Linked DNA regions of Mus musculus: regions 2 and 3 are each linked to region 1. Evidence: chromatin loops called from intact Hi-C (ENCODE). Cell type or tissue: gastrocnemius. All regions are shown on one strand.

What was found. Peaks named below come from ENCODE experiments on the same cell type or tissue, not always from the same donor. Only the 100,000 strongest peaks of a DNase experiment are listed, where the experiment ranks them.
Region 2: a loop joins it to region 1, with 2.7 times the contacts of the local background. A loop is called at or near these places in 18 of 42 quality-filtered maps.
Region 3: a loop joins it to region 1, with 2.9 times the contacts of the local background. A loop is called at or near these places in 4 of 42 quality-filtered maps.

The regions. Positions count from the first base shown.
Region 1 is chr6:88,931,006-88,939,005 of GRCm38, forward strand. No RefSeq gene overlaps it. Among named protein-coding and RNA genes, the nearest start is that of Gm36354, 4.9 kb to the right of the region's middle. In gastrocnemius, a CTCF peak has its summit at 4,932 (motif pointing right); DNase peaks (open chromatin) are centred at 3,262, 4,949 and 6,092; H3K4me3 peaks cover 26 bases; H3K27ac peaks cover 776 bases.
Region 2 is chr6:89,005,643-89,013,642 of GRCm38, forward strand. No RefSeq gene overlaps it. Among named protein-coding and RNA genes, the nearest start is that of Gm36639, 14 kb to the right of the region's middle. In gastrocnemius, no CTCF peak of the experiment used is centred here; DNase peaks (open chromatin) are centred at 3,021, 3,414, 7,567 and 7,845; H3K4me3 peaks cover 682 bases; H3K27ac peaks cover 764 bases.
Region 3 is chr6:89,324,660-89,332,659 of GRCm38, forward strand. Plxna1 (plexin A1) reads right to left here. Exons shown (of 32, transcript NM_008881.2): 18 at 7,427-7,666; 19 at 7,182-7,325; 20 at 6,556-6,790; 21 at 5,677-5,819; 22 at 4,899-5,155; 23 at 4,725-4,791; 24 at 1-27. Among named protein-coding and RNA genes, the nearest start is that of Gm40415, 33 kb to the right of the region's middle. In gastrocnemius, a CTCF peak has its summit at 3,246; DNase peaks (open chromatin) are centred at 3,634 and 6,523; H3K4me3 peaks cover 522 bases; H3K27ac peaks cover 1,542 bases.

The DNA of each region.
Region 1 (8,000 bases):
ATCTGACCATCTCATCTCCTTACCTTGAGGCTTTATGCTCTGTCTTTACATGGGTCCTGTGTGAGTTGGACTTGTTTCTGTCTGGTCAGCCTGTGGCACTTAGGTATCGTTTGCAGCCAGGCAGCTGCTGTGTCCTAGGCCCCAGGACAGGGCCGGCATCAATCCTTGCTGATGGACAGGACCATGCCTGGAGAGACAGAAGGATCCTGCAATACTGTTTCCCTTCTGCCCATGTGTGAACCTTGGAGGCTTTGGCTAGAGAAGAGAGCCCCATTGCAGGCCACCCTTGGTGACAGCCGAGTGTCACTGCTGTCTCTGGGTGCTCGAGTAGTCCTGTCATAACATTTGTTTAACAGGCAGTGTGTGCTAAGCCACACTGCAAACAGAGAACTGAAGAGGGGGGCTTCCTGCACACTGATTCCTTCCCAGTCATTGGCCTCAGTGCCCTGCCAGGCCCTGCCAGGCCCTGTTGGAGCCTGGCCCTTCTGGCTTGCCTTTCAACCAGGCTTACCTCTCAGCTAGGCCCTCTCCTGCCCCAGGTATGAACTCCAAATGTTTGAGTGTTGTTGGACTTTGAGGCCTCCATTTTTGCCTTTCTAGAGCATAGAGTCCCACAGGGTCCTTTCTTAGCACTCCTGACTTCTGAGAGTCTCAGTGAGATCACCCTGTCTTGAAGGACCCTTGAGTCTCGACCAACCAATGCCACCAGGAAGCCTGATACTCCCATTGGATGACGTATGAGATAAGAGTGGATAGGATTTACACTAAGGGCCTTATGGCAGGGCCAGACTAGGGGATCAAAAGCAGTTGTGTACCTGTACACCCAGGTCTCCCTTACTGCCTGCCTGCCTGCCTGCCTGCCTGCCTGCCTGCCTGCCTGGTGTTCCCAGTTTCAGACCCTGCCCTGGATCTGAACACAGCTGAATGCCACTCTTGTCCCTGAGTACAAGCACAGTTTGTCCCTAAGTTATAGCACAGGATGTCGGGGGTTCCTGGCTCATGGACTGTGTTCCTCCTCCACTGCTCTGGGGCTTCTTTCCTTAGCACCCCCCCCCCCCCGTCCCCTCCACTGTAATTTGCCTCACTCCTTCCCATTGCTCGCACACCTGGGAAACCTGTCTCTCTGTGGCACACCCTCTCTAAGTGTCGCCCTTCCTCAGCCACTCCTGTGTGGTGTGACTCCCCCATCCCACACTCCCGCAGCTCAGCCAGTCTGAAACACACAATTTAGCACTTAATTACACTCTGCTCACTAATTATTTTGTGTCTTCTCTCTTTAGCTTGCCTGAGTTCCCCGGGCTCTGTTCGGTGACTGGCTTGGCTCTGGTCTCGCTCTCTTTGCAGGGTCCTTGCTCACTGGGCCAGGGGCTACTCTGGTCTTTGTCTAGAGCACAGGTGTCTACACCTATAGGCCTCAGGGTGGCTGGGATAAAGATGGTTCCTGTACTCTCATGTGTTACCAAATTCTACCCTGCCTAGGGGACAGTAGTGACTGCCCATCTCCTGCCATGCCACTGGGATAGGAATCTCTGGAGCTCTTTAAACTCTGACCACACCCTCAGCCCACCTGATCCCTCTCGTTGCTTTAGAGCTCACAGCCTTTAGATTCCTGGCCTTTAGATTCGACATCCAAAACATATTCAGAATCTAATCACCCATACCCCAGACTTATTAGCTGTGGTTGTCACTGCAAACAAAGGCCACAGCATCACTCCCTCTTGGATCTCCAGCCCCCACGGTCCACCTCACTCCTCAGAACAGTTCATCTTCTCTTACAAGGCCTGCATAGTTGGCCCTACAGCCATCCCCACCTCTGTATTCTGCTAGGGTCTCCAACTTCCCAGCCATGCAGGATGGCAGTAAGTGGCTAGTTGCTCTCAGGTCCTCAGTTGAACCCATGTCCCAGGTGTCTGCGTGTCAGTGTCCCTGGCTCATGTCATTCAAGTCTGTGTAGATGATAGCTCCTTAGAGAAGCTGGTCTCCCGAGAAGGAAATCAACAGAGCCATGAGGGAAAAGGGGAGAGAGACAGATTGCAGAACTGGCCCCTAGGCATGCAGAGGTCAAGCACCTTAGAGCTGGGCTGGGCAGCTGGAAAGAGGTACCTAGCTGTTCAAATCTGAGAGCATCCTGAAGCCTTTCTTCCTGCAGGAGAGATCAGCCTCTGCACTCTTCTGGCCTTGATGGATCAAGTGAGACTGACTTGATGGATCAGTAGACTCCAATCCATTGATTCCTCAAAGTCCATTGATTTAAATATGAACCTTGTCTAGAAAACACCCTTGAAGGAACTTCTAGGACTGACTTTTGACCTCAGCTTGAGTATTGGTTTAACCTGGCTAACTTGACTCAGAGTTAACCACCAGGGAAGTCGTAATTACACAGCACCTATGGGAGTTTCTCAGGAGCCCCGATCAGATAAGCAGGGCCAGCATTCCAGCTGCAGAGAGATGCCTGGATGGGACATGCCCCTCCCTACAGGGGACAGCTCTGCAGGGAGGGCAGCTGATCAGGGGCCACCTGATCCCAGCCCTGTCTCCTCCCTGCTTCCATCACCTGTATTTCACCCCATGGTCCCCCCTTCTTCCAGCCACTATGAGTCTCCTGGGATGTGAACTCCTGCAGGGATAGGGCTGTATTCTTGCCTGGACCTGTGACATAAGAGGGCAGGGTGATAAGCAGCTGGCAGGTGTTGGCTCCATCTCTGAGACATTTCAGGAAGCTGGTCCTTCAGTGGAATGATCAGGGTCACAGGACTAAAGTCCCCAGGTCTGCGCTCAGGGAAAAAGAGGACCCAGAGGATGTCAGAGTGGAGTGTCAGCCCAGGGCAGGATACTGACCAAGTTGGTGAAGGCTGGGGGTATGTAGAGGATTGGGGTGCAGGCCTGAGGCAGAGGGGGTCAGAGGAGTTACCTCCCCATTCCCCATGGATGACATAAGCTGCTCCTGAGGTCAGAACCTCATACAAGATGGTTTGCTCCAAAAGACGTGGCAGACCAGGAGCTGAGTCTCTCTTGTGGGTCACTGTGCCACGCGCAGTGTCAGGCGGGGAAATGGAGACCAGTAGACAAAGTTGTGGGCTGGATTAACACTGCAATGGCGGTGGCTACAGAGGCGATCCAGAGCCAGAAGGAAGATCCTTATGTGAACCTGGGTATAGACACAGGGCCAGAAGAACCCTGCAGAAAGAGGCATTTCCTAAAGTGGGTCAGAACATGCACCAGTGCACAGGATCCATGGCAATGGCTTCCTGCCCCTGTCAGGGGTTAGCCTCATATTTGGATCTGGGCCAACCTTTCTGATTCCCACAACTTGGACAGAATGCTGCTTAGAGGTGGGAGTCAGATTTTGCCTTCTTTGTAGCAGCCCGGCGGGAACCTACCGCACACTCTAACTCCAGGCCGTGCAGAAAGGTCACATGTAGCCAGCCACACAACTTGCATCCTAGCCCAGCCCTCAGTGATGCTTGTGACAAAGAAGCTCCAAGTGACTCTTAATCCTTAGTGGCTGCAGTCACCATCAGCCCTCAGCTTTCCTACCCCCCCCCCTTTTCTCCCCCAGCTTCAGACCTGTGGAGGTGAGCTACCCTGCTGGGCTCTGTGTGAAGTGCTGTCCCTCAGAGCTGAGCTCAGAGGAAGCTGTTTAATGCTGGGAAGTCAGGAGTGGCTCACAGCAGAGGTAACTATAGTAGAGCCCTTCTCCTGCTGGTCCCCACCGGATCTGGGCCACTGACATTATTAACCTGGAGCCGGACCCAGCAGGGAGCGGGTGGACCGGGAGCCCAGGACCAGAGTACCACTGCTTAACTCATCTTATCCCATCTTAACACTTAACCCATCTCTATCAGAGACTTGGAGGAGCCTGTGCTGTGGAGAAAGGGACTAAGGCTTGGGCTGCATCCAGTCAGTGTCCCCACCTCCCCCAGTCTGTCTCCTTCATTCATTAAACAGGAAGCAGGAGGCTCAGAACATGCTGATGATTCAAGCGGGGCCCCTGGCTCCCGTCCCTGCTGTGTTAGCTCCCGTGGGAGTGTATGCACAGTCCTCTGAGCCAACCTCCTGAGGAGGTGGATCTGTGCCCCGTGACAGATATTGTCTCCCAAGAGAGCCCCTCTGAGGCCTAACTTTTGCTCTCCAGGGGAGAGATGCTCTCATAGCCAACTGTCTCCTCATAGGGCTCACTGATGCTCATCTGTCTCCCTCCTCCCTTATCACTTGGACATCCCCATTCCTGCTTAGCTGCCCTAGCTTGCCTCCTGCCCCAGCCATGGGCACTACAGAGACCTCAGAGCCTTATGCTGACTGCACCAGGCTTTTCAGACTCTGTGGTCCAGGCCATCCAGACAGGCCTCTGTCTTGTCTCTTGACCCAAGCTTGCCTTTAGCTTAGTTACAAGTCAAACTCCAGCTTGTTTGACAGCTGGCAGAAACAACCTCATCGTAAATTAAAGGTCTGCACTGTTCTGGAGTCTAGAACCAAGCCACAGCATCCCTGTTCACGGGTGATGAGATACTCTGTTTTCCACCTGTGTTCTTCTGATTTCTGGGGAATAAGCCAGGCTCCTATATTGCCTGAGGCACAACACAGTCAGCTGAGGCTTTGAGGTTCTCATTGGTGTCCATGGGTGAGGCAAGGAGCAAGCTGGGGTAGCTCAACAGGAATGGTGATGCCCAGGTCTCCGCTGACCTGCCAGGCACTGTTCTTCAGTCTTTCCTTGCCTATCACACCTCTGATTTTGAAAGAGGACTGCTGGTTTCTTTAGGGAACTCCTTGAGTTTGGTGACTTGGTGGTGGTATCTCATTTCTGCACTGACTTGTGGGCTTTGAGAAACCACTGGGGTGAAGCAGATTCCTCTTGTGTCCGCTCAGGCATTCATGACACCGTCAACACTACTACATCACCTAGCAGTATCCATTTCTTATCTATTTCAGCGCACCTTGGTTATGTGACACGTTGCCACTAGGGGGAGCTAGGGGAGGGCTTTTCAAGGATTGAACTTTGGGGGGGGGGAGAGGGAGAGAGAGAGAGAGAGAGAGAGAGAGAGAGAGAGAGAGAGAGAGAGGACAGAGAGGGAGAGATTCTTCAGTAATAAGCTCACAACTATTTCCAAAATAGTTTAAAAGCCCAAGATGCTTAACATTTTTTACTGCACTTTCATCTCTGCTGCAATACAAACTCACTATAATGGTTTGACCTCCCAAAAAACCTGCAGTTGTGGCAGCCCTGGGGAAGAAGTGTGCCCAGGGGTTCCTTGGAGGGTAACATGCATGCCTCTCACTACTTAGTTTGTCCCACATAAGGATATAAAACATCGCTGTCCCCCGGGGGAGGGGAGGATCTTCAGGTCCGTCGGCATCCGTGTATATGAAGCACAGGGGACCCATGAAGCGCAGGGCTGATGCCGAATCTTTCACTAAGCATTTGTCTCCCTTATCTCCAGCCCTGCTTCCTGAACAGGACGACAATTCTTAAGCCACTTGTGCATTTTGTTAGGGTTAGTTTAATTAAATCCAGAGATGATAATCCACAAATCCACTTACAGGCCATGTGAAGGAGGATGAGCCTGGGAGAGGCCAGCTCGAATCTGTCGCGTGGCCCCGTGAAGGGACAGGGTTGCCTGATGAGGAGATTGGACTTTTGTATGCTCTCATATGCCAATTTATTTTTTTGGGGGGGAGATACACAGTAGAAGTTCTAAATTTCTGTTCTCATGCCCCGTGGTAGGTGTAAAGTTTCTAGAATGTTCTTGTAGTATAATTGCTGTGGCTGGGTCTACATGGGGAATTGAGAGTCTCGAGCCACTATGGGCTATCACACCTGAGCAGGCAGAGGTGTTTTGCATATGCTGGGTGCTGGCTTGCCCTGGAAGCTCTGAGTGCTCAACTATGTCAGTCCCTAACTGGTCTATGGCTCCCATCTTCCCCTTGCTCCTACAGAGCACAAACCACAGTGCATGTCAAAGGGCAAGAGCTGCCACCTGTGGCCTCTGAGGGTGACAATGGATCTTAGCTTCATGCTGTTGGCACTATTGTGTCAACTGGTATGCTCACTTAAGGAGAGGGCCAGGCGCTTGGATTTATTCCTGGAATGGGAGACACCCCACCATGCCTAGGACCTGGTCTTATTCCTGCCAAATTGTACATCTGTTCCTTTTTTAGTCTCCAAGGCCATCCCTGGTTCAGCCTGTTGCAAGGTTGTGGTCTTCTACACCCAGGTTTCCTTTCTAGACCTGCCTCCCCAAGAGAAATCATGACACTCCCTGCTCACAAGCCTTCCCAGGGACTGAATTCCCTGCTGAGCATCCTGTCCCTGGGCAGCAGCCACTGTGGCTCCCTGTGATGGTTAATCTTCCTTCCCTGTGACTGGATTTAGATCACCATGGGAACACACTTCAGAGCAGTCGTTGAGGTATTCCCAGCGGTCAGCTGGGGAGGGAGAGCCCGCCCTGTGTGCCAGGGCCCACTTAAAAGGAGAGGATGAGCTGAGCCCCAGAGGGTCATCTCTCCGCTTCCCAACTGTGGGTGCACTGTAAGCAGGGGCTTCATGTTCCTGTTGCCAGGATTTCCCACTGTGATGGGCTGCACCCTCAGACTGTGAGCCACAATACACCCTTCCTTAACCTGCTACCTGTCAGGTAGTTGTTCAAGGCAAGGAGGAAAGCACCTAACTCACATTTCTTCCTCAGCCTTTGGATGACCCCCATCACTACTTCAGTTTCTTCTTATCAAATGCATCCAGGTCAGGGTCTCTTGGGATACATGTGCCTGTCTCCTCTGTAAAAGTCCTAGGGTCACTTGCTGGGTACCGTGGTGCATGTCTTTAATTCCAGCACTTGGGAGACAGGTAGGCAGATCTATTAGTATGAGGCTAGTCTGATCTGTGTAGCAAATGCCGAGGGGGGGGGTGCATTTTCAGTGTCCCCAGCAAAGGAGATAAAGTGAAGCACAAAACCTGGTTTAGCTCTGGACTGAAGATGGCCTCTAGTCTTCTAGATGATGTGGGAGGTAGGGATGGATGGGGTGGGGAGCATTCTTAGGGAGAGGATGTGGTTCTCCTTGGGTGTCCCATTGTACCTACCCTGGGTGGGGGGTCCTTTTGATCTCTAGTAAAGCCTGGTGCGGCCCCTCCCTCCTCTGCAGAGCAGCAGGCATCTGGGGTGCACCTGTGCCTGTGTTTGTGTGAATCCAAGCCTCCTGTCTTCCTGCTGTGTCTGTCTGGGTAGTGAGGGGTGTTTATATACAGAAGCCTTGGATTGTTTGGGTGTACTCTGGTGGTGTGAGTGTGCTGTCGGGGCCCAGCGCCTGCCTGCGACTACCATTGTCTGCTTCTGCCTGCCACTGGGCCTGTGGGTCTGTGTGCCCAGCTGTCTGAAGGGTTGTGGAAACATGTGGGGGGGTGCACTCAAGCCCACCAGCCCCTGCCCTTCTCCATACTCTGCCTGCCAGACTGAGTTCTCATCACCTAGCAACTGGGGACTCTAGTCAGTGGCAGCCTCTCAGACAAAAAAAAAAAAAAAAAAGGGTGGTTTCCTGAGGGGAGGGGGAGGGGAACACAGAGAAGTGGGGGAGGGGCATTGTGGAAATCCCATGTCAGCTCAGCAGACCCCTTATCTATCTGCTGCTCTGTCTTCTGTGTAAACCCTTCCCCATTTTGTCTTCCCAGGTAGGCAGAGGCTCGCTGAGGACCCGAGTCCTCAGGCATGCTTACCCTTTCCACAGAAGCTGCTCCCACTAGCCGTGGAGCCTCTGTGGGCTTTCATGAACCTCATTTGGAAGTGAAGACAAAGATGACAACATGGGTGTGGACCACGGGGTATCATCTGGTTGGCCTTAGAGTATAAGGCCTTAGACCCTCAGATCCAGGCTGGTTTGGGAGCACATTCAGGGGAGAGCAGGCGCAGAAGGTGTGGAGGGTTTGTTTGTTTTGTTTTGTTTTTTTTTTGTTGTTGTTTTTGTTTGTTTTTTGTTGTTGTTTGTTTTTTTTTGCTTCATCTCTCCCTCCA
Region 2 (8,000 bases), 75 kb after region 1:
TATGCTTTGTCTCCAGGAGCCCATGAGGGGTTTGACTGCAGAATCTTACAGTGAATGGTGTGGCTGTCTGGGAGCTTACCTGGCTATGAATGGTGTGTCTGGCTGGGAGCTTACCTGGCTATGAATGGTGTATCTGGCTGGGAGCTTACCTGGCTATGAATGGTGTGTCTGGCTGGGAGCTTACCTGGCTACGGTGTTTAGAGGTGGACTTTTGAGGCATGAATCATAAGATTAGATCAACAGCGTGGGGCCCCATGGTCAAATCCCAGTAGCTTTGTAGAAATGGAGATCCCTCTCGGAGGACCTCGCACTCCCTCCCATCACTAGATGTAACCGCAGAGACCTTTGTTTGAACGTCCAGCCACTAGCACTGTGAACTAGATAAACCCATTTTCTTTATAAAGCCGATCGCTGTGGGTCTTCTGTTCTAGCAACAAAAAACTGACAACCATAAATGAGAGATTAGTTATGAGCTGCTGACAAATCGGTGCATACAACTGTCAGGACTTACAGAAGCCTGTTTATTTGGGAAAAAAAGAAAGGCTACAAATAGCCAAGAGTGAGAGTTCTCCAACAAGAGCATGAATTAGAAGCAATTAAAAAAAAAAAAAAGCTCTAAGGTTGAATGTATAAATGTATACATAAATTTGAAAGAATAGAAATTGAAAGAACCCTCCTGAACTGTTCACAAAGGTTAGCTCCAAACGAACAGGACAATGGAGCCGGACAATGAGCGTGATTGCAGAAGAACGCTCATGTTTGGTTCTCTGCAATTCGGAACTGATTGACTATTTTGACAGGGAAAAAATATTTTTGTACTACCTTTGATTCTTAAAACCGATTTTAAAAAAAAATTAAAAAAAAAGATCGTGCCAGTCACATTTTTTTTTTGACAATAGAAATAAAACTGGAAATGAACAAGAGGACAGCATCCCTAAATCTAGCCACTTGGAAATTTAAAAACAAATCTAAATAACGTGAGTGAAACAATAAATCAAAACTGAATTATCAACAATTTAGAAATGAGCTACAATAAAGGCTCGCCATAAAAGCCCCCAGGATACCGCCCAAGCCGCGGTGCTTAGAGGAAAATGAATAGCTCTAAATGCAGTCATTAGAAGGAGGAGAGATTGAAAAGAATTCAGCTTTCACCTCAATAAGCGCGGAAATGAACATCAAAATAAATCCAAAGAAAGCCAATGGAAGAAATTAATGTAGAAAAGGAGCACGAATTAATGAAATAGAATAAAACAATAGTGGGCTCTCGCTATAAAAATGAAATATAATGCTTTGAAAACAGCTGATAAACTAAACCAAACTAGCACATTTGAGCAAGGAACCACACACTAGCCACGGGCATGAAGGGGCCTTCCGGATGCGCCGCTTGGTAGAACACAGGGAAGCACAAAGACCAAATTTTACCAGTAAATCTGATTATCAAAAGCAATCAAGGCGGTTTTAAAAGGGAAGAAATGGGTCTGTGCAAGGCGGAAGTCTTCCTCAAGCTCCACCCCGGCCCTGCCATCGGGGATGCCCTCGAACCATCCCCCACACGGTCACGGTAGCCGCGGTCCCTGAGGGCTGAGAGGGAGGACTTCACAGGCTGGATCTGGTCCTGTGGACAGCTGTAGGTAGTCGTCAGTGGGGTTCTGCCGCATAGTCTTGGGGGAGGGTAGACCTCGGAGCGTTGTAGAGCATGTTGGGTAAGTTTCCTGCTGGCTGTTAGAGCCTCAGTCCACAGCCAGGAACCACGCCTGATAGTCCACACTGAATCAGGATGAGATGGGAAAAATAAAGAACAAATACATCCCCAAAGAGAGCTAAGAGGGCAGCCCTAAAAAAGAAAGGGCAGCCCTAATAAAGAAAGAAAGACCAAAAAAAAAAAAAAAAAAAAAAAGGAAGGAAGGAAGGAAGGAAGGAAGGAAGGAAGGAAGAAAGAAAAGACCCAGGTGGGGAATTTGTACGACATCTTGCAAAAAACCAAAAAACAGACTGGGAACCCTGTGTTCATTTTTCCCATTGTTATGTCTTAGTGAATGGAAGTTTGTGAGTCATGGGTCCAGCACTGAGTGGGTGGAACACTACATGTTTATAGGCTGGGGCTTTCTTAGGAGCCTCTGAGTCCCTCTTCTGATGGTCTAGATCCTTATAGTAGAGACAGAGAAGATGGGGATTAGAAACCAGGAAATGGCTAATTCATTCATTCATTCATTCGTCCCTGTGCTTGTCCTGTTTGAAGCATGAAGACCACAACAGTGATCAGGCAATCCCTAAGGCCTCAGTGGTGGTTTGGGAAGGAGTCACAGTAGCAACGAATGACCAGTTCAAAGGTCCTGGGGCAGGAGCAAGCCGGCCATCGCAGGGAGCAGTTCAGAGGCCAGGATAGCTAGAATGATATGGTTGGTGGAACAAATGAAGTCAGAGCCGGGCAGGCACCGCGACCACTCAAGAGCTCTCTCTCAGTGAAGATTACAGACAAGATCTGATGTGCTCTTTAGAAGATTTTTCCCCCCAAGGCACAGGCATGAGAAGAAGAGGTTCAAGGTCAGAGTAGGGTCTAAGGTCACTCACTGTCTGGAGGTGGGAATGGAACCAGGGTGTGGCAGTGGAGGGATCTTACACTGACACATATCAGTGTGAGTCCGGCAGGATTGGCTTGTAGTTCTCTGTGGCAGAGCTGGAGAAGTGCAGGGTGGTACCCAAAGCACCTCTGCAGGTTCCTTGGGTGAGCACCAAGGCTCTGGATTTCTGTGGGGAAATAAGAAAGAAATCCTGAGGATTTCTTCTGTGGGGCTGGGCAGAGATTCAATCCTGGTGGGCACAGGGTGGAGGGTGAAAGAGCAGCCCGGACAGAGTAAGGCTCAGGGGGTGTGACTGGGACTTGGGTCTGGTCCTGCACCTGCTCTGACCACCGTATCTTTCAACCCCCTACTCTACTCTTTGCGAGCACAGTTTGTCTGCTATTAACTGGCTAGGCCCCCCAGTCACTAGCCTCGGCTGAGACTCTGCCCTGGCTCCCCGCCTCCCTGCTGTGGCAGCCTCTGGGATTCACAATTTCAGCCTGACACCATAGTAACCACTTAGTGCGGTTCAAGATTCCAGTGTCATCCCTGGTCGCGCTTGAATAGGATGAGGCAGGGTGGGGGAGGGGAGGGCCCTGCAGAACCGCAATTATTTCTCAGTTGCCAAGGAAAATGTAAACAGAAGGTCAGCCTTGGCGGAGACTCTGTTTTATTTTTCCCTTTGTAGGATGGGTTGATTTGGGGAGATTAAATTGTGTGTTATTTTTCTTCCTGGGCTTCCCATCCTCCCGTCGGCCCGTTGACAGAGGCAATACAGCTGCAGAGACTGGGACTGAGACTGCACCGCAGCTGCCGCTCCAGCCTGCCCGGAAGCTGGAGAAGCCCCGCCCAGCTGTCCCCACCCACCAGAGTGCAGCCCCGGAGCCTGACCTGGGATTTTAGCCTGAAGTCAGGGCGAATAGTGTGGGTGTGAACCCTCGGCTCAGCAGAGGAACCAGCCGAACTACAGGAAGCTAGAAGAATGACCTGACAACTCACAGAACAAGGGAAAACAAGGAATTGTGCTGATTTAAGTTGCTAAAGCCAGGCAAGGTGGCTCATGCCTTCATCCCAGCACTTGGGAGGCAGAGGCAGGCAACCTCTGTGAGTTTGAGGCTAGCTTGGTTTACAAAGCTAGTTTCAGGCAGCCAGGGCTGTTACCCAGAGAAGCCCTGTCTCAAAAGAACAAACAAACAAACAAACAAAAGTTGCTGAGACTCGGGCTAGTTCCTTAGGTGGCGAAAGTTCCCTGATACATCCTACTGTTCTCTCTGACCAGGAGGGTTTCTTTTGCAGGAGAGGGAGTCATTGTCCCCGGTTTCTCACGCTCTGGATGGCGACTAGGCCTCCCTCGGGAGGCAGTGGGGGCTCTGTTGCCTCGAGGAAGTCCTCCCTCGCCTTCACTGTAGACCGTATGCATACCAGATTGGAGTTGTCTTTAGTTGTGTGCGTGGGACTTCTACTTTGAACTCTTCCAGAGAAGGGTCCTGCCATGTTTGAGGTCCCAGCCCTGGTGTCAGTCTTAATTTCAGTTGCTGCATCGGGGACCTGGGAGAGATGCTTTCAGATAGACTTGGCTGTTGCCTCTGGTCTCGGGTTATCATCTGGCCTGGAGGCTGGACCCTGTGAGGAACCAGCTTTACACTTGGCTCAGGAGCACCAGAATCCATCAGGACTGAAAAATACTGCCTGCCATCTACCTTCACCAAGCCTTGAGCTGACCTTATTAGACAGCCGCAAGAGGGAGAGGGAAAAGGAGAGGAGGAGGAAGCTGCCAACAAGGTTTCTGGCATCAGGGGGCCAGTTTCTTCAGCAGCTCCTGAGTGCTTCTTCCTACATCTTTCCTGGATATGGGAATCACAATGGAACCAGATGTGAGCTGGAGGGTCCTGATGCCAGTTAGCTCTGCACGGCCAGAGCCCTTTAACCATGGCTTTAGGAAGCCTGTTTACTGTGGAGACCCAAAATTAACTTTGTGCTGCAGGGTTAGGCAGATCTAGCAGCCTCCTGGCTCAGCAGCAGGGAGAACTCTGGTGGGGTGCTTGCTCTCTCTTCCTGACCTCTCCCACCAAGGATGTTTGCACTTTGTAACCTGGGTGCTACCCAACCTCCCTCACCCCCTGGAGGATCCAGCTCCATGCTGCCTAGAAAACCCAGCCTGGAGGCTCCACAGGCCACAGCTGGCCCTGGTGGAGTGTGCCTGCTCACTGAGCTCCAAGTCCTTCCTTCGCCTCCTCTGAGCCCCATTTTACCGAAACATGCACATGGACAATGGATTCTCTGTTTTGCTGGCACACAGGCTGTTCCTGCTCAGGTGTTTTGTTTTGTTTTTTTTCCCTTTGCGGCTCCTGAAATCAAGTCTGTTTACCTTACGCCATGATCCTTTCAAGAATCAGAAAGGGACCTATACCTTCTCACCTCTTCTAAGCAACCTGCACTCCTCTGGGAAGGCAGGTACACAACCCTTTCTGGCCCTCCATCACTCCTGCTGTGTGCCATGGCACTATGCACACACCCGAGTTTCCTGGCCACCCTTGGTGCCCATTGCACAGAGGCAAAGTAGAGGCTTACAGAAGATAAGAACCCAGAGCTGGTGCAGCCTTTCTGCACATCCATGCATGTGGGTTTCAACAAGGACTCCTGAATGCCAATGAGCACCCAGAGGAAACAGTAAGTGGGGGCAGGGTACGCAGTGCAGTGGTAGCATCCCTTCTGCAAGCTGATCTTCTAGCCACACTCTGGTACCCAGAAGGATCGCTGGGAGAAGCAGGGTGGGAGGGGAGGAAATATCAACTCCAGGGTGGCAGAGGCAGTCACTGAGGCTGTGCATAGCATGAGCATCGTGCTCTGTTCTTGATGCTGTCTGAGCGTGTCACTCAGCAGAGCCCTGGCTGAGAAGCAGGTTTCCTGACTGGAGACTCGGCAGCAGCAGAGGGTCTGGGGTTTGTCCACACACAGCTGCTGCTGTCTAGGGTAGAGGGGCTCGGCCTTGAGAGCCATCTATTCATGCTTCTTGTCTCTCCCATGACTCTAGGAGGTGGGATGCGGATGACTTGTTGATTTGGGCCAGAAGACTGAGCTCTGCCTCTCAGGAGCCCAAGTCACTAGAGGCCCCGTCTGAACCTCAGCTTTCCGGAGGCCCTGAGTGAGTGGCCTGCTGCGTAGACTGTGACTCACAGAGTAGAGGTCCCTGCTATCCTCATAGATTCCTGCCCTGAGAGAAGAGAAGTCTGACAGAATCCCAGAGCATGCACACTGGCTCTCAGTCACTCCCTTCCCTGACCTCAAGACTATGTTATCCAATGGTGTGTCCTGGAAGGGAATGGGCTTGCAATGAGCATTGGAAGGGATCATAAGGAATTCTGATCAACTTCTACCTGTGGAGACTGATGGTCACAGAGAGCTCAGCCTTGGAGGAAGGGCATTTCCCAGGCAAAGCCTGTGGCCTGGACAAACCTGGGCTCTGGGGCAAGCATGGAGGGGCTAGTGTAGCTGGTAGGCACCTGTTTCAGGAGGGTCCCTGCTGAATCATCACAAACCTGGAGGTACTGGTGTCAGGTCCAGCCATAGCCACACCACCACACTGCCGCACTGCTCTTTTCTGGGACCTTGGGTAGTACCAGCCTCCTGGGTGGCTGCTCCTCTCAGGTCTCCAGCAGCTTAGTCTGTGGCCCTGCCCCATTCTCCCTGGTTTGGATCAATTGCCATTTATCTGCCTCCCAGCAGGGCTGGTATGGGGTTATGGCTAGAAAGGGAGAGTGAGGGGTGACATGGCCTCTGCAAGAACTGGCTGTTATCTAGTGTGGTGCTGAGAGTGTTCCCAGGCTAAGTTTTCCCTCCAAGGGTGGTAATTGAAATATGCCAACTAGTCCGAAGTGACCCAGCCCGTCAGCAGGTTCCAAGCCACACCCTGGTGTTCGGTGGTAAGCAGAACCTCAGAGGTCCTGGAGCTCAAGGATAGACAGGGGCTTAGAAGTGGAGGGCAGTGTAGTTTACAGCCAGCTCCCAACTCCTGTGGTGCTTATTGTTCACTTTATTTATGTGTGTGCCTGCTTTGCTTGCACGTGTCTGTGCACCATATATGTGCCTGGTACCCTTGGAGGCCAGAAGAGGGTGGAAGATGTCCTGGAGCTGGGGCCACAGATGGTTGTGAGCCACCATGTGGGTGCTGGGAATTGAACCCAAGTCCTCTAGAAGAGCATTTATGTACACACGTGCGCACGTGCACACACACATACACACAAACACACACTGGCTATTTTCTTCTACACTCTCTATACTCTCCCATCTTGTGTTTTAACCCTGTCTCCCGTGGGCCTCACTGATTTGGCTCAGGTGGCTGGTCTTTCTGTCCCCGGTGCTGGGATGACTGGCATGCATCACCACACCCAACTTATTACCTGGGTGCTGGAAATCAGAACTCAGGTCCCCATGTTTGCGTGGCAAGTGCTTTGCTGACTGAGGGGCACTCCAGGGAGTCACTGCAGGCAGGGAGGCCGGTAGGGAACTTAATGACAAACTCATAGGACAGGGCTGAGCCAGGTTGAGAAAATGGCTGAAAAAATAGATAGCAGAGGTGGAAAGGACCACAGGAGAGGCCCATATTGTGAGTTTGGGCCCAAGGACAATTAGCTGATGGATTTCCAGCTTCATCGTTTCCATGGAGCTAGGGACAGAGAGTAAGCATCACACCCCCCACCCCCCCCACCCCACGGCAGCTGACAGGGGCAGATAATGGGTCATACAAGGCTCCTCAGGCATTATGTAGGGTGAGCCTGATTTATGTCAAGTGTGGCTGTTTGAGTGGTTTTGTGTGTGTGTGTGTGTGTGGTGTGCTCATGTACACATGTACGTGTGGATGAACGAGCTCGAGCTTGTGTGCATGCACATATGTGTTTCCTGCATATGTGCTGATGTGTTTGCCCTGCAGTCTTTGTCTTCATTCATCCACCTGCTTCTCCAGCCCTGCCTGCCCCTCCCCCACCTTCCCCTGGGCTCAGCCTCTTGACAACGGTTAGCTCTGCACAAGTGGAGGGAATTTATCCGCTTGGCTAGGTCCTGCTCCCAGGCACGAGGGACCATGGCGCCTTCAATTACACCAGGTGCAAATTCATTCCGTCCAAGTTCAGGGGATGGGGCCCAAGAGGGGCTGCCCTCCAGCCTTATTGCAAAATGCATTATTTTCCCTCCTCTCTCAAAAATATTTATCTATGCTAATTTAGTATAGAAGCCAGCTCAGTTCTGCACGGGGGAATTGCCCTATTAATTCTGCCACTTGGAAATACTGCGCCCGGTTGCAGAGATGTGCCTGTGGACTCCTGGGGGGACCCTGGGCCAAAGCAGCTTGGACAGCTCGGTGGAGGATGGGGGTGGGAGGGAGGCTGTCTGTTGAAGGGTACCAGGGATTTGTGTCTATAGAGCCTTTGCAGAGTGGAAATT
Region 3 (8,000 bases), 390 kb after region 1:
CATAAAGAGCGGCTCCCCAGCACACTCCTGTGTGGGGTGGTAGGGTATGAGGCTGGGATTGGACCTGTCAGCCCTTTAAGGGCTATCTAGCTATTTTCAGAAGCTCCATCTCTTCTTGAAGGCAAGCCTGTCTCTGGAGCCAGCACCAGGCAAGGATATCTAATGAGCGACACCCCCAGTGTCCTTATGACTGTAGACACAGAAATCCTTGAGATACTACCCTCACTCACACCAAGTGCGATCATGATCTGCTGGATGATCAGCCTAGAGGCCAGCCTAGCCAGAAGTCCAGCATCACGAAGAGCATGCTTTCACCACAATCACCAGCCAAACACTGACTCCTGATGTTCCTTATCACCAAGGGACAGAGGAACCCACAGACTGGTGGCAAGGAGAAACAGGGACTGGCAGGGTAGCCTCTGCACACTTGGCAAGAGCCTGCATTGTCCCTACCCTCAGCTGTCATCTGGCTTTGTGCACTGCAGGTGTGGGGCCAGAAGTAGGGCCACATTACTCAGCAAGGTGAGCGGGGCAAATGCTGGCGCTCAGGCTGCTCCCATGGCCCTGAAGGCCCACCCCTGACTGTAGCAGTCACTCCTCACAGAGGCTGCTGCTGGCTGAGAATGCCTAGGCCAGAGGCTAGCCCAGGTGAGCCCTTGGCAAGCCCATGGTGACTCTGTACCCAGATGTCCTAGCCCCTTATTAGCATCTGAGGCAATTAAAGAGACAGCTGCTAAGGAAGGAACAGCCAGGAGCATCGATCATCCCTAGACCTTCAGACAACACTCCTGTCTTTGAAATTATGTTTCATTTGCAAACTTGGCTTCATTAAGTCAGCTAGGAAGTGGGAGGGAGGGGGAGCAGGTTGGGACTCAGAGCCATCAATAGCTGCCTCTTTTGGCAAACACTCCCTCATAAGGTTTCCCCAGGTTAGATTGCCTGCCCTTAGGTTCCTGAGCAGAGTAAAAGGAGCAGAGGCGGCAGGCCAGTGCCCAAAGCCTTGGATGCAGACCCGTCCAACCCTAATGCATCTGCCCCAGCAAAGCCAGGGCTTCTAAGAGAAAGCTCAGACCCAGAAGGACCTGAAGGCCTGGACTATCACTTTCACCAGTCTTTCCAAGACCGTGAAAGAGCAGTCAGAGATCAGAGCCCAGGGAGGAGGCCGGCCCAGAACAAAGCAGACCTAAGCCTAGGGCTTTCTCTCTCTGGGTCTCATTTCCCTGTCCCATTACAGGGGAAAGGTAGGGCCCCAGCTTCCTCTCAGCCCTGCTGAGAAGGTGCAGAGAATAGTCCTTTCATAGAGAGGCAACAGCGCAGGAGGAGCATGGCAGTAAATGAGGCACGGCACCAGCTTTCCATCTTCAAGGAGAGCCAAGTTGACCCCTACCTCATACCATGCACTTGTAGCATAAACGCTACAGATGATGGAATGTTGTATTTAAAATACCACCCCCCCTTACCAAATTAAAAAAAAAAAAACCCTAGAAAATACACAATTGTGGCTTCAAAGATGAAGGTGGCTAGTCAAGCAAGTTGTTTAACTTGTAGAATAAACGGCAGCCAAGAAAGCATGCTGTCCGTACTCATGCACATCTCCAGGGATGGTGTCACAGCACCCAGGCCAGGAAGGCTCTAAGTCAGCACAGCTTATGCTGCAAATGAGGATGCAGCTGTGCTCATTCTGGAAGCCCTCACAGCTCCAGCAGAAGGCTGCTGTGTTGGGGAGAATTCACATTCCCCTAACACCCTCTGCCAGTGTGACAGAGGACAGTGAAAGTGACAGTACCCTGTGCCACCTGAAGACATGGGCCTAACCCTCCTGGGGTGGGGTAAAAGGAAGTGAGGAGCAGGGTGGGGTACCAGGACCCCTGTGAAAAGCACTGGGGGGGTAGGCGTGGCAACCACAGCCTTGGAGGTAGGAGGGGTAGGGGGTGAACTTCGGACCAGCACGTCACTACAGCCAGACCTCAAGACAAAAAATCTGAACAAAACCTGTTCCTCTACCTGTAGACATTTGCTTCCATTCAGTTCAGTGACCCACACTGAATATTGATGGCTGTGACCACCAGAGCTGGGGCCCTGCCCCCTTACCTCACATTGTTGACAGTGTAGTGACAGACAGGCAGAGCAACTACCTCCCTCATACATTCTAGTCCCAGGCATCTGTGAGCAGGGGATGGGCTCAGACCCTGCCCAAGTGCAGACTCATGAGAACACCATGCATTCTGCTTTCTTTCCCTTCTGTTCTCCCCAGGCAAACTGAGCTGTGTGTGGGGGATGGCTATGCTGGCCAGGCAGGGTGATTCTCATTCTAGGAAGGGACCGCTCATGCTTCTCAGAGAGTTCTCATGGCTTAACACACCCGCATCTCTAGTTGTCCATTACATACTGTGTGCTGTAGCTGACCACAGCAACTGACCCGAAGGAAAGCTCAGTAGCGGTGCAGGCCGCACATGGCTGTCAGAAGACACAGCTCTGCAGCCACACACCTGGTCAAACCAGCCAGCAATGCAAGGCCTTCATGGATAATTCTGCTTAGAGGGCACCCCCACATCAGTCAAATTCATAGGCAGAAAGGAGAAAGGTGGTACGGTGGAGGGAGAGGAGAGGGACAAGGAGTGTACCATGAAGACAAGACCAATGGTGCAGAAGATGTTGACAAGGGCTGCACTTTACAGATGTATTGACTCTGGTGACCTGTACACTCCAGAGGCTGAAGCACGAAGGTCATGAGCTCCAGGCCAGCCTGGGCTATCTAGGGAGGCCTTGTCTCAAACAATAAGATAAGGGCTGGTGAGATAACTCAGCAAGTAAAGAAGCCTGCTGCCAACCCTGCCAACTTGACTCCGATCCCTGGGACCCACATGGTGAAAGGAGAGAACCCACCCCTGCAAGTTGTCCTCCCACTTCTGCGTGTGCATTGTGGCATACACCCACATAATAAAGAAAAAAATGTAATTTCAAAGAAATCTAAAAGGTAGTGTATTTTGTATTATGTATGTTTTAATCCAGTAAAGCATTTTTAAAGTCTGTGGCATGGTAAAAAGAGACCAACTATTGAACCGTGAAGGGGTGAAGGAACCCGTCTTATGACTGAAAGAAAGCACTCTGGAAAGCTATGTAGAATGTGAATGGAGCCTTAAGACTCCAGAGAAGGCAGAACTATGAGCAGGAGAATCTGCTGCAGCTCAGGGAAGGGAGGCGCTGAAGTGTATCTTCTCTCAGCCCACAAAGCAAACATGTATCAAGAGGCCTATGTGTGGCACCATGGCCACAGATGGGGAAGAACAAGCCCAGGCCAATCTGGCTCACTCCTGAGTATCAGTTTTCACTGTACAGCTAAAAGGGCCACACAAAAACCAGAGCCGAGGAGACTGAGAGGACCTGAGAGTAACCCTGGGGTAGTCGGCCCACTTCACTTCTCCCTTTGCTGAGCTTTGCTGCCTCCCTTCTTGCTGCTCCCCCAGTCGCCTTGCTCCCCACCCCCATCAGCATTCCTACACCCTGACTGCTCTGAGACAGATGCCCTCCGTGAGGCCATCCCAGATGTCTGATGGGCTCTGCTCCCCCTGCCCCACACTGACAGGTGCAGAGCCAGCTCTGCCAGCTTCCAGTGGCGGCCTGCCTCCCCACACTGCAGCAGCAGACATTGCAGAGCTGGCTCAGGATCTGAGACCAACGGGGTGAACTGCACCCGCTCTCCTCTTGCTGTGGAGAATGATGATCAAACGGGGTCAGCGCGTGTCAGGACCCAGCATGGGCACAGCTGCTGGAGCGCTGACGCTTTTGCTCGGCCTTGCTGCTTCTGGTTCCGAGCCTGCTTTAATGGCCATGTAAACAACTGTCCACAGAGCGGCACTTTCATAGGAGATGTGCACATAGCTATCATTGGGGCCGCTGTACACACAGGTCCCCTCTCCTCAGCTGTCCTTGTGCCATCCAGGTCACTTTTCTTCATCTCTGGTCCCTCAGACCTCCCGTCTCTTACTCACTGCCATGTCCTATCACTGGCTTTCCTCCCAGCAAGTAAAGGCATCCCACCAGGGATCTAGTTCTGAGCAGACCCACGTGCTGGCACTTCTGGCTCATCCAGAGCTCAGCAGAAGTCTACTGGGGAGGACAGAGTCCAATGCTGGCAGACTCAGCACCAGCCCCACCCTTGCCACTGAATCCACAGAGCACTGGTCAGGGCTGACACACACAAGTTATACTCCCAGGCAGACCCACTGTTACCGTAACTCGTGACATGCATCCCATTGGCCATGAGGTCAGAGGAAGCCAGACTTTGGAACTGTGTAATTAACCAGTCTCTTAGGTGCAGGCAACCAGTTCAATCAACCAGCCCACCCTGGCACCTGCAGGGATTGTGGGAGCTCTGGAGAGCCAGAAGCCCAGGATAGACTCACACCCCACCATGGAGCACTCAAGGGCCAGTGTCAGGCCCTCCCTCAGAAGCCTATCTAGATGTATCCTCCTTCTGAGGCTGGCAGCCAGCTCCAGGTACCAAGCAGAGATCCAAGCTTATATCTAAACTCGAGCTTGGGCACTGACTTCAGAGCGTGAATGTCTATGCTCTCTCTGTAGCAGCAAGTATCAACACAAGAAACAGCTAAGAGCAAGTAGTCTGGGTTGCTGCGCTGGGCCCTAGGACCTAGCCTCTGTGCCTTCTTGGCTTCCTCCCCTCCCCAGCCCTTCCCTCCACTCATTAGGCCCCTGAGGCCTACCTTGAGGAACTTATACAAAAGGAAGGTGAACCAGTTGGTCAACATCTTCTCTGCCACTGATTCGGTCCTGTGGGGAGGGAAGCAAATGGCAAAGAGGAGTCGCTTTCAGCACCCAGCAGGCAGGTCCCCACAATCCCCACAGTGACCCCACCAGCCAAGCTTCTCTCACTGTACCTCCGTAACAGGAGCTTGGGGTGGTTCTTGCTTTCTAGGTTTTTCTCGATGAGGTCAGACAGCAACTGCTTTAGCACTCCTGTGGCATACTCCATCTCACCCTGCAGGGCTGTCATGATGAGTGAGGCCACGTTCCCACGGTCACGCATGGAGAAGCTACGCTGGGCCTCTAGTGTGCGGATGAAGGTTAGCAGGAAATGCTTCTTGGTCAACAGCTGTCCGAACAGTGTCAGCGACTTCTCCACATTGGCCTGCACCTGGGGGCACATAGGCCTGCTCAGACCACGGGGTACATAGCTCCAACAGCTAAGGCAGGGGAAAGGTCTTCTGGGACACCGAGCTACTTGGGCCTGGAATACACAGGTAGACCAGATTGCCCTCACTGCACATTGAAGCTCAGTACCTAGATCCTCCAAGGGACCCAGGCAGGTGGATGGCAGAAAGGCCCACACAACCAAGCATAAGGAGAGGAACCAGGATCTCAGGCTAAAGGGCAGTTGGCTTGGGTGAAGCCTGGGGCACTGTTCTATGCTTAGGGTCTCCTTCCAGCCTCCTGAAGCACTATGAGCAATGGTGTCACCCAAGGCAAGCTACCTGCTCCAGAAATCAGGCCCTTGCCCCAGAGCTCAGGGTCCCAACCCTGTGTTGGCACCGATATGGGTCTGACTCCATACTCCCAACTTGGCCAAGCCCTGGAACTTTCTCTGGAAGGTCATACCAGCCCCCATTTCCTTGGCTGCCCACCAGCCCCCAGGGACCTCTAAGGTGGCAGTCCTACCTCCATCTCCTTCAGTACAGGATGGTCCTCAATCCCAGGAAACAGCACTCGCATGGCATATGTGCGGTAGTCAAGGAAGGGGATGCCAGCACCATCCAGGTCACTGGTCAGCTCATGGATGTCCGTCTGTAGCTCTGCAAAAGCTGTGGCCAAATGTGGGGTCAGGGGCAATGTGAGATTAAGGACAGCACATTTGAGGTTCCTCTCCCCCTTCTCAGTCCTAGTCTGCCTACTGTGTGGCCAGGATCACTGGTCCTGACCTTAAAGAAACCAAGTGCCTTTCTGTGCCTCAGTTTCCCTAGTTTAGGACAGAGGGGCAGGGCAAGCTCTGGAGCACCTAGCAGGTTTGGTGAAGTGCCGTAGCTTCACTTCCTGGTTGCTGCCAGGCATCTGGCCTCCCCTCTCTAGCAGGTCTTGGCCCTGCACAAGTTGGCAGAGAAGGTATCCACGTACACTGGATGTTCAACCTCCCTCTGTAGGTTGGAACCAAGGGCCTTCATTCTCCAGTCCTGGCTCATGTCTGCTTCCTGTCCACCAAAGTGGTCTACAGGGCAGGGTCCCAGCCAACCATTCGACTATCTAGGACTCTCAGGGGCTAAGCATGATCACCTGTATGTACTCTTGCCTCACTATGGATATCCAAGGGAGTGGGCACTGTTTCTGTGCCCATTCGACAGACCAGGAGACAGGATACAAAAGATTAGGTGGCATAAAATTATAGCTAAATTATAGCTGTATAGAAGGTGGTCCTTTTACCAGTGGGACGATTCTGCCATCTGTCATCTCCCTGGGACTGAGCCAGACAGAGCCCATAGGTGGTGACTGACTCAGCACTCAGACTACCTCCCTGGCTCTGGCCCTACCCATCTCCCTGCTGACCTTCCTTGCACTCGAGGGCCACCCGTGACTCCAGGTTGTCCATCTGGAGCTGCAGCCGCTTGAGGGTACGGTCAGCATCCCGGGATTTGCGTTTGTAGGCGATGAGCACAGCCACGATGACCAGCAGCAAGAGGCCACCCCCACCACCGATACCCACAATGGCCGGCAGTGTCAGCAGGCTGTCCGAATACACCTGCAGCATCCCAGGTGAGAACTCGAAGCCCCCGGCCCGCACCTGCCAGATGGAGTAGAGGTACTCAGAGGGCATCGGCCCCTCAGAGCCCGAGGCCCTGTGCAATGGCCCTTCAGTCTCCCACAGCATCTATCTACCTGCCTGTGGGCAGTATCTTTCCAGCAGGTGACAAAAGTGGATAATGGTGCAAGATGCTGGGACATGAGCAGACAGATGCCCAGCTAGTTAACGCTAGTCGTGAGGGGGAAAGATGGCAAGGCAAGGACTGAATGGGGCCTGCATTAGAACTCAGCTCCATGGGGATTTTCTCAGAGGTGGGGTTGCTCTAGTGGGGGAGGGGTCAGCAGGTCAGGAAGATGGTTCCAGGAGACCATAGATAGGCTGTGACAGGGATTTCCTGGCCCCCTGCATAAAGAAAGCTTAGGGTATGTACCGTGACTTTGTGCTGCCCCGTGAGGTTGGGTGCTTCACACAGCAGCTGTGTCTCAGACACGGTGAGGATACAAGGTGTGGAGCCGATGAGCACCGTGTAGTTGAGCCGGGAATTGCCAGGAGCAGGTGGCAGGAGATTCCGCCCCTACAGGGGTCAGGGTAAAATGAGGGCAATCCTGAGGTCTCTCCACAAGCCCCATCCCAGAGCAGCCTCTGCAGCAGGAGGCCACAGTGGCTGAGACCTACCTTGAGGATGAGCGGGGAGCTGGGCTTCAGCTCCAAGAGCCCAGTAGGGCTAAGTGGCTCCAGTACAGGGTCCGGGTAGTAGAGGAAGGAGGAGCTGTTGAGTACCAGCAGCGTGCGCACATTGTCCATGATGAAACCAATCTCATCTGGCCGCTCTCCCAGTTCTGGCGGGCTGCGCTTTGGGTTGTCTATAGACGGCGCCCGGCACACCATGGTGGTGTCATTGTACACCATGCAGCTCTGGGATACAGGTACCAGGACCTCAGGCAGGCTTGCTCTCCCATTGTGGGCCAGCTACCCAATAACAGCCCCACCCTGGGAATGACAGCTCCCTGTGTAGATGATCTAGGCACCAAGGGAGAGCTTGCTCAAGATGTCTATTCTTTTGTAGTCTGAGGGCTGGACAGGCCCAGGGATCAGCCCTAGCTGACCACTTTGTCCTCAAGGCCTCAGCACAGACAGGTAAGCAGGGGAGGCAGAAGCAGGGGTGTTAGCAGCCGTGGTTACCGGTCGAGGAAATACCCATATGGCCAGGAGGGGAGTGAGAACAGAACAGAGTGAGGTAGGGGATCAG